Linked DNA regions of Homo sapiens: regions 1 and 2 are each linked to region 3. Evidence: chromatin contacts called from ENCODE Hi-C or POLR2A ChIA-PET data. All regions are on one chromosome and are shown on one strand. Each heading gives the region's core, a stretch centred on a gene start or an enhancer-like site at or near the end of the contact. The rest is flanking DNA. Distances are from core to core; before and after follow the strand shown. Region 1 overlaps COA1 (cytochrome c oxidase assembly factor 1). Region 2 overlaps STK17A (serine/threonine kinase 17a). Region 3 has its middle 31 kb from the start of MRPS24.

Evidence for each region. A loop is a pair of places that touch in the nucleus more often than their neighbours do. ChIA-PET counts read pairs that join two places held with the same protein, here RNA polymerase II (POLR2A). Pooled maps may share reads with other maps.
Region 1: a loop to region 3 is called in a pooled map, with 2.9 times the contacts of the local background. The contact joins two enhancer-like sites. A Hi-C loop is called at or near these places in 2 of 168 maps with a recorded cell type or tissue (HCT116 and naive thymus-derived CD4-positive, alpha-beta T cell), 3 of 37 single-sample maps with no recorded cell type and 9 of 50 pooled maps. POLR2A ChIA-PET finds 5 or more read pairs at or near these places in 7 of 52 experiments (GM12878, MCF 10A, Panc1 and 3 more).
Region 2: a pooled map shows a loop between it and region 3 (3-fold over the local background). The contact joins two enhancer-like sites. A Hi-C loop is called at or near these places in 2 of 168 maps with a recorded cell type or tissue (CD4-positive, alpha-beta memory T cell and GM12878), 6 of 37 single-sample maps with no recorded cell type and 7 of 50 pooled maps. POLR2A ChIA-PET finds 5 or more read pairs at or near these places in 3 of 52 experiments (GM12878, activated CD4-positive, alpha-beta T cell and activated T-cell).

The regions. Positions count from the first base shown.
Region 1 is chr7:43,668,342-43,671,378 of GRCh38, forward strand. The region is part of intron 1 of COA1 (cytochrome c oxidase assembly factor 1); the gene reads right to left. Among named protein-coding and RNA genes, the nearest start is that of COA1, 60 kb to the right of the region's middle. RefSeq lists a silencer at 1,512-1,561. Within about 2 kb of position 1,555, at least 4 of the 41 ENCODE cell types and tissues checked have a DNase peak (open chromatin) inside an H3K27ac peak, as active enhancers do.
Region 2 is chr7:43,620,495-43,623,216 of GRCh38, forward strand. All of the region lies in intron 4 of STK17A (serine/threonine kinase 17a), which reads left to right. It also overlaps a transcript of COA1 not described here. Among named protein-coding and RNA genes, the nearest start is that of STK17A, 39 kb to the left of the region's middle. Within about 2 kb of position 1,427, at least 3 of the 41 ENCODE cell types and tissues checked have a DNase peak (open chromatin) inside an H3K27ac peak, as active enhancers do.
Region 3 is chr7:43,837,509-43,840,310 of GRCh38, forward strand. No RefSeq gene overlaps it. Among named protein-coding and RNA genes, the nearest start is that of MRPS24, 31 kb to the right of the region's middle. RefSeq lists a silencer at 1,584-1,663. Within about 2 kb of position 1,508, at least 7 of the 41 ENCODE cell types and tissues checked have a DNase peak (open chromatin) inside an H3K27ac peak, as active enhancers do.

The DNA of each region.
Region 1 (3,037 bases), core at 305-2,804, 170 kb before region 3:
ATTCCTGTGGAACAGAGTTCCATCAAAGCCAATCCAAAAGGCCTATGTAGAAATAACCACTCTTGCTGCACTTTATGCAAATAATCAGGCCAAGTATAAGACTAAAATTTATTCTACAAACAACACACACGGTCCTATCATAATTTGTTTTTACAAAAAATGAGGACTGGAGAGAGAAATTGTGCTCCAAAGCTTATCATACATTTGTCATTAAATCCTAGTCTAATTGTTTTTAAGCTTTTTGCCTACATTTTAGACTAACCCTGCTTATTCCTGTGAATCAAGTGGCGATCTCCTACAGCTTGGATGAAACAAAATGGGATGGATAACATAAAAATCTGGATCAATATGCTGGTTCTGGGCAATTATCCTGCAAATTCTGCCAGGTAATGAAAGTGAGTAGGGTGCCCATAACCCTGAGGTTTCTTTGTTTGGGAAATAAAACCAAGGAACTTCATAAATCCCCAAATATCTTGGCAAGTAAAATTTTAGATGAAAATTATCTACTATACCACACTTGTGGGAACTGCTATACTCACTCTACTATTTGCAATAGGGTTATACAGAGTAGCACCTTCTAACTGAAATATTGGACAGAGAACTTATGTCTTGTATTAATATTTGGACCCTGTATACTCAATACTATAACTTGAATTGTTTCCTCTCACCTAGAAGCAATCAAACTCCAAATAGTGCTGCAAACTAAACCACACAGGAACACACCTTTCTTCCAAGGACCCTTAGATCAACCCCAGGAGAAGCCCTAGCTGCTGTTCCCCATTCGATGCCCCTTCTCAGCAGGAAATAGCCAGAAAGAGTCATCACCCAAAACCCCTTAAGAGCAGTTATGGTGACATCTCCACATGGGGGGATGTTATAGGAGTTTATTAAGAAATTATTTTAGGCAGCTAGGAAAAGGGGTCCTTGGGGAAGTTTTCATTTCCTTTAAAGCGGCTCCAGAAACGTTTCTTGTCTAGCAAACCCCAGCTCTTAGAGCCGAGTCAGCAACCTTTGATATGCAAATACAGGCCATTAGAAACTGGGTCCACCCAAACATGGTGATTCCTGCCACCTTCTTCCCCTCGCCTCACAGGTGCCTGGCAACACGGCCGCCCCCACATATCCCCATATGTGTAGAGCATCATGGCACCCTGCATTTGCATATTAAAAAGCTAGGGTGGGAGGGCCAGTTTTTTCCGCGGGCTACGTGAGTGACATGCCTGGTCAAACCAATCCCCTGAGCGCTATGCAAATCAGGCACCACCTCCTCTAGCCTCCTCATATAAGCAGCCACTTTTCTGACGCACACAGGGTTTTCTCTTTGTTCGAATCGCCCCCTCCCTTTATCTTTGTACAGGGGAGCTGTTTTCTTCTTCCTTCCTTCTTTCTTGCCTATTAAACTTTTCACTCCTTAAAACCAAAAAAAAATTAAAAAAAAAAAACCATCACATCAAATAACTTTACCCTACCCAGGACTTGCCCAGGTTTCTGTTCTTGGGTTAAAATTTAAAATATTGGTTCACTCCCTGACGGAAACAGATGAGAGAGGTGCTCAGTGACTCATTATGGACAGAATGAGGGCTGAAATTACTTGAGTGAGGAAGGAAAGGAAAGCGGGGCCCTGGCTGAGGTTAAGTACCAAATAGAAATCTGGGCTGAAGCAGGGAGACTTAGCTTGAGATTCTAGATAAAAAAAGAAGTGTAACCTAGAGTAACACAAATATAAAGGATTCCACTCTTATTTCCAAACTATTGTAACAGCTCTGAATAACATGGATATTTTAAAGGTTTATGCATATATTAATGGATGTGTATAAAACATTCAGGCCAGGCACAGTGGTTCACGCCTGTAATCCCAGCACTTTGGGAGGCCGAGGCAGAAGGATCACTTGAGATCAGGAGTTCAAGACCAGCCTGGCCAACATGGTGAAACATGATCTCTACTAAAAATACAGAAAAAAATTAACTGGGTGTGGTGGTGGGTACCTGTAGTCCCAGCTATTTGGGAGACTAAGGCAGAAGAATCACCTGAACCTGGGAGGCAGAGGCTGCAGTGAGCCGAGACTGCACCACTGCACTACAGCCTGAGCAACAGGGTGAGACTTGGTCTAAAAAAAAAAAAATTTTCATCATAAACTCAGTCCCCAAAAGTAATTAATCTATTTATTCATTCATCACATACCCACTAAACACGTACTATATCTAGATGGGAGAGACTGGCAAAGACAGACCTTGACCTGAAGAAGTGTTTAGCCTAGTCGGGTAGATTACACATGCATATAAAAATATTAACTATAGACATGGCAGGAAGAGCTAAATGCACTAAAAGAGACATAGAGGGCTATGTGAAGAAAACAATGTAATGCCCACAAACATATACTTTTATCCTTCTCTAATTAATGTTCCCAAGTGTTTTATATTCTTCACATATCTTTTCATTCTCCACTAAAATGTAATCTGCAAGGTCAAGGGAGTCTCTCTCTTGTTTACTGCCATAACTCTGCAAGCTAAGGTAGTGCCTGGCTCACAGGATGTGTTTCATAATCATTTCTCCAATAAATTATCAGTAAATTTATTAAAATTAAAACTGCCATTTAAAAACATCTGATGAGAGTTCAGAAGTAAACCCTTTTATCCAAGGTCATTTGATTTTCAACAGGAGTACCAAGACAATAAAATAGAGAAAGAATGAATAGTCTTTTCAACATATGATGCTGAGACAACTGGATATCCACATGCAAAATAATAAATGAAGTTGGAACCCTTCCTAACACCATACACAAAAATCAACTGAAAATGAATCACAGACCTACATGTAAGCACTAAATTCTAAAACTCCTAGAAGAAACATGAGAATAAGTCTTCATTAGCTTGGATTAGACAATCGTTCCTTGATATAACACCAAAAGCACAAGTGACAAAAAACAAATAGATAAATTGGACTTTAACAACATTAAAAATACTTGTGACACCATGAAGAAAGTGAAAACAACCCACAGAAACGGAAAAAAAAAAAGCAAATCATATATTTGGCAAT
Region 2 (2,722 bases), core at 177-2,676, 220 kb before region 3:
CAAAACCCGTCTCTACTAAAAATACAAAAATTAGCCAGGCGTGATGGTGTGCACTTGTAGTCCCAGCTACTCGGGAGGCTGAGGCAGGAGAATGGCGTGAACCTGGGAGGCGGAGCTTGCAGTGAGCCAAGATCGTGCCACTGCACTCCAGCCTGGGCGACAGAGTGAGACTCCGTCTCAAAAAAAAAAAAAAGAATATTAATATTTAAAATTTCAGTGGTGAAATAGCTCTTTGTAATTATGAGGCCTTGGATATAAGGCTGGAAAGGCAGTTTTTTAGACCAGGAAATCAAGAAGCTGTGAAGGTAGGCTGTCTGGGTCATGGACATCAGTGTGGAAGTCACCTAGGCTGCCAGCAGACCTGGGAGAAGAGGAGGGCGGCCGTGGCAGGAATGGAGAAGGCTGTGGCCTGGGCCTGAGGGAAGACTCTGTGCCTGAGGGTAGAAGTGTGAAGTGAGCAAATACAGGCTAGAAGAGGGGGAATGAAGAGAGCAGGGTCTCCTTTCAGAGAAGAGGGTAAAAGGAGTGTGTAGTTCTTGAAGGACTGAGGATGTTACAAGAAAAGAGCTATCCGGAGCACAGAAAGACTCAGGAGGGCCGATAGGGTTGAAGAAAACAAACCTGTATGGCAATGATAGTTCAAAAAATAATTCAGAGATTTTTTAAAAGATCCTTAGTTAATTAGATAATAAAAGATGCCACAGGCACAGAAACAACCTTTAAAATTTTTTATATATTTTAATGGGCCAGAATACTTAATTTTCAGTACACTGACTAATATGCGTCATGACCACTAAGTTAGTTTTGGGGATGTGACTTAATAGTGTTTCTTTAGGGAAAACAGCAACCCAAGTGTTTTAGCCAAATTTAATGGGTACCATTGTAAGCTCAAATACACAAGACTGCAGAATGTAGGTCTGTGAGCTGAAAAATCAAAATAGTAATTATTGCCCTGAATGAGGTGGGTTTTTGTTTTGTTTTAATGCTTTCTTTGTTGTTGTTTGAGAGAGTCTCACTCTGCCACCCAGGCTGGAATGCAGTGGCACCATCATAGCTTCCTGCAGCTCCCAACTTGAGCTCCTCCTGCCTCAGCCTCCCGAGTAGCTGGGACCACAGGCACGTGCCAGCACAGCGGGCCAGTTTTTTGTTTGTTTTTTTGGTAAAGATGGGTCTCACTGTGTTGCCCAGGCTAGTGATTTGTTTTAGAGCTTTCTGTTCCTTAGTAAATTTTAAATTTTCTATCAAGAGCCTTTCCCCATCTCAAAACATTATAATGGAAGTACAAGCTCAATCCAAAAAGAAAAAAACTAAAAATGATTCAAAAGTACATAATACAGAAAAACAAAGGGACTCTCCTCTTTTTCCTTCCGTGACTCACCTTTTAAAAGGTGAGTTTATGCCTCCCACAGTCATTTTACATACACACAGAAACTGGTGTGAGTTCTGGCCCTGTACTTGCCATCTATGTGACCTTGGCCCTTAAATCTCTTTATACCTCAGATTCCTCTGTCCATAAAAAGGGGCTAGTAATAGTACCGACCTCATAGGGAATTTGTAAGGATTTCATTGGATTTGCTGTACAAAGCCCTTAAACCAGTATTCAGCACATAATAAGCACTCAAAAAAGTAAGCTATTGGTATTTCCTGTACCCTTCCTCCCACAGTCTTGCTATGTGGTCTGTTTTACTGTTTCTTCCCCGGTAATTTGGATGCTATGCATTTCATTTTTAATTTCCTAGTCACTTCTTTTGAAACTTTAACATTCACAACCTCTGTTTCTCACTCAACCATTTCAGAAATCAAAATTTAGGAGATTAGCATACCTCGCATTTCCTTTCCAACCTCTTCCTCCCACTCATTTATTCTATGGGGGTTTGTCACAAATGAGTAGTAGATACATGACCTTGAGTATTTCGTTTTTTCATAGAAATAGAACATTTTCATTCCTTTTTTTAATTGTAATTACCACAGTTTTTAGTCTTTGGTCTGTTTTTCTGTGGATTCAGTACTTATTGACTGCATTTTAATAGTTTAGCCTCCTTATTTGTATAGTTTTGAAAAAAAAAATCTTTAGTTAAGTGGATTGTGAGTAGATTTTTTTAAGGAGCATTTTTATAATATTTTTCCTGAATCCTTGCATATTTGACAGTGTCTTTCTATTGTGTTTATGTGTGGCAGCAATTTACTTTATATCAAAGTTTTTTGTTTTTGTTTTTTTTTTTGTGAGACACAGTCTCACCCTATCACCCAGGCTGGAGTGCACTGGCACTATCTCGGCTTACTGCAGCCTTGACCTCCCAGACTCAAGTGATCCTCCCACCTCAGCCTCCCCAATAGCTGGGTCTACAGGCATGCACCATGACACTCGGCTAGCTTTTGTTTATTTTTTGTAGAGACAGAGTCTCATTATGTTGCCCAGGCTGGTCTTGAACTCCTGGTTCAAGCGATCCTCCTGCCTTGGCCTTGCAAAGTGCTGGGTACCCAGCCTCAAAGCATATTATTTTTCTCAATTCTATAGATGCAACTTAGTTGCCTTTGTCCCATGCCTGTAGTGTCAGAATGCCCAATTTTTTTTTTTAACCTTGTTGACTTTTTGTTAATGGGTAGATGTTTTAAAAAGCTCACTCTGACTGCAACAGAAAAATAGATCAGAGGGGTGGGACAAGTAGTTGAAAAGGCCCAGGTGAGAGGAGAAAGTGCCACGGGTGAGGGTGGGGCAATG
Region 3 (2,802 bases), core at 258-2,757:
TTTGATAGAAAGGACAGGGATTTGTATTGCTATTGCAAGTTTTCCATAAGAATGAAATTATCAAAAAGTAATTACTTTTATTTATTTATTTATTTAAGACAGTCTCCCTCTGTCGCCCAGGCTGCAATGCAAAGGTGCAATTTCACTGCAACCTCCACCTCTCAAGTTCATGAGATTCTCTTGCCTCCGCCTCCCGAGTAGCTGGGATTATAGGTACACATCACCATGCCCTGCTATTTTTGTATTTTTTGGTAGAGACGGGGTTTCACCATGTTGGCTAGGCTGATCTCGAACTCCTGGGTTCAAGTGATCCTCCTGCCTGGGCCTCTCAAAGTGCTGGGATTACAGGCGTGAGCCACCACGCCCAGCCTCAAAAAGTAATTACTTTTTTTTTTTTTGAGACGGAGTCTTGTTCTGTCGCCCAGGCTGGAGTGCAGTGGCTCAATCTCAGCTCACTGCAACTTCCGCCTCCTGGGTTTAAGCGATTCTCCTGCCTCAGCCTCCGGAGTAGCTGGGATTACAGGCACCTGCCCCTACACTCGGCTAATTTTTGTATTTTTAGTAGAGACGGGGTTTTACCATGTTGGCCAGGCTGGTCTTGAACTCCTGACCTCAGTAATTACTTTTTTAAACAACCATGTGGGCTGGGTTCGCTTGCGTGAGGAACGCTTGCATCCAGGAGCTGAAGACCAGCCTGGGCAACATAGACATCTTCTCTACAATAAAATTAAAAATTAGCCAGGCTTGGTGGTGCATGCCTGTAGTCCCAGCTACTCAGGAAGATGAAACGGGAGGATCCTTCAGCCCAGACGTTAAAGGCTGCAGTGAGCTATGATCGTGCCACTGCACTCCAGCCTGACAGATTGAGACTGTCTAAAAAATGAAAAATAAGGCTAAGGCATGGTGGTTCAGGCCTGTAATCCCAGCACTTTGGAAGGCTGAGGCGGGCGGATCACTTGAGGTCACGATTTGGAGCCTGGGCAACATAGGGAGCTCTGTCTCTAGAAAAAAAAAATCAATCAATCAATCAATCAACCACGTCAATACCGCGTCAGTAAAGCAGAGGTGACACCAAACTTCATTCCAGAGGCTAAGCCTGACCCAAATCCAGTTCAGCCAAAGCTAGGAAACCAGTCTCCCTGGTAAGCCTCTGAATGTGATGTTAGTATTAAAAGGCTGCTGCGTGGTATTATACTAGCAGCCACTGTGTCTTAGCTGTTGAGAAGGACCTCCTGTGTGGTGGAAACCGGGGTTTTTTATTTCCAAAATTCCACATGAAGCCCTTCCTCTACTGGGGGTTCTGAAGACCAACTGCTCCTCAGTAGTCAGGACTGTGACAGGAAGGATTTTACTCACCACTGACGCAGCCTCAAGTTGTCTCAAAGTGAGGCGGTGTCCCCTTAGATCTGTGTTGAGGAAAATGAGGTTCTCCTCCTCACTGCGGGCCCGGCGCTGGCGGCCGCAGTAGGAGCACGGAGGCGGTGGGGGCTTCTCAGGGGTCCGACAAGGCGGCTCGCACGCCCCCTGCTGGTCATCTGGGGCAGCGCGGGGCCCTCGGCGCTCGCTCACTGTTTAGCGGTGGCCGCGTGCCCCCTCCTGGCTGTCTGGTTGAATTAATTAAATTCAGATCGTTCAATGCCATGATTACGGACGTTCAAAATAAAATGGGGCCCACTATCCTGTGTCTTTCTCAAAAATGTTAAAGAAATTATTAATCGGAACGAAATAAATGTAGATCCAAACTTTACAAGTTTCACAAAAATTCATTCAAAATAGTCCATTGACTTAAATTTAAAATACAAAGCTGGCCGGGCGCGGTGGCTCACGCCTGTAATCCCAGCACTTTGGGAGGCTGAGGCGAGCGGATCACCTGAGGTCGGGAGTTCGAGACCAGCCTGACCAACATGGAGAAACCCCCGTCTCTACTAAAAATACAAAATTAGCCGGGCGTGGTGACGCATGCCTGTAATCCCAGCTACTCGGGAGGCTGAGGCAGGAGAATCGCTTGAACCTGGGAGGTGGAGGTTGCTGTGAGCCGAGATCGCGCCATTGCACTCCAGCCTGAGCAACAAGAGCGAAATTCCGTCTCAAAAAAATAATAATACAAGCTATAAAAATTCTAAAGTTACATTAAATCACATGGAAAGCAATGTCAAATGAGAACTACTTAGCCAGGCACAGTGGTTCACACCTTAATCCCAGCACCTTGAGCGGCTGAGGTGGGAGAACCGCTTGAGCCCAGGAGTTTGAGACCAGCCTAGACACCCCTGCACCCTGCAACCAACCCACCTCTACAAAAAATACAAAAATTAGGTTGCTCTGCCTGTGGAGTAGCCATTCTTTTGTTTCTTTACTTCTCTAATAAACTTGCTTTCACACACACACACACACACACACACACACACACACACACACCATAGCCGGGTGTGATGGCACACACTTATAGTCCCAGCTACTAGGGAGGCTGAAGTGGGAGGATCGCCTGAGCCCAGGAGGTCAAGGCTGCAGTAAGCCATGATTAGGCCACTGCACTCCCACCTTGGTGGAAGAGACCTTCTCTCAAAAAAGAGAGAGAGAGAAAGAGATACTAACCTTCTCTAGGTTATATTTGTATGGGTAAAATGTTATTGTTTCAGAAATTGTGTCAAGTCCCTGGAAATTTGTCAATGTCCTCCCTATCCAAGATATGTCCCAATGTAATGTTATAAGTCATAATTTCAGTTAGTATTTTAAATGTTGTATGCCACAGAAACAACCAAATTTCCTTGCATTATAATGAACTTTCATTAGATCTTAACCATA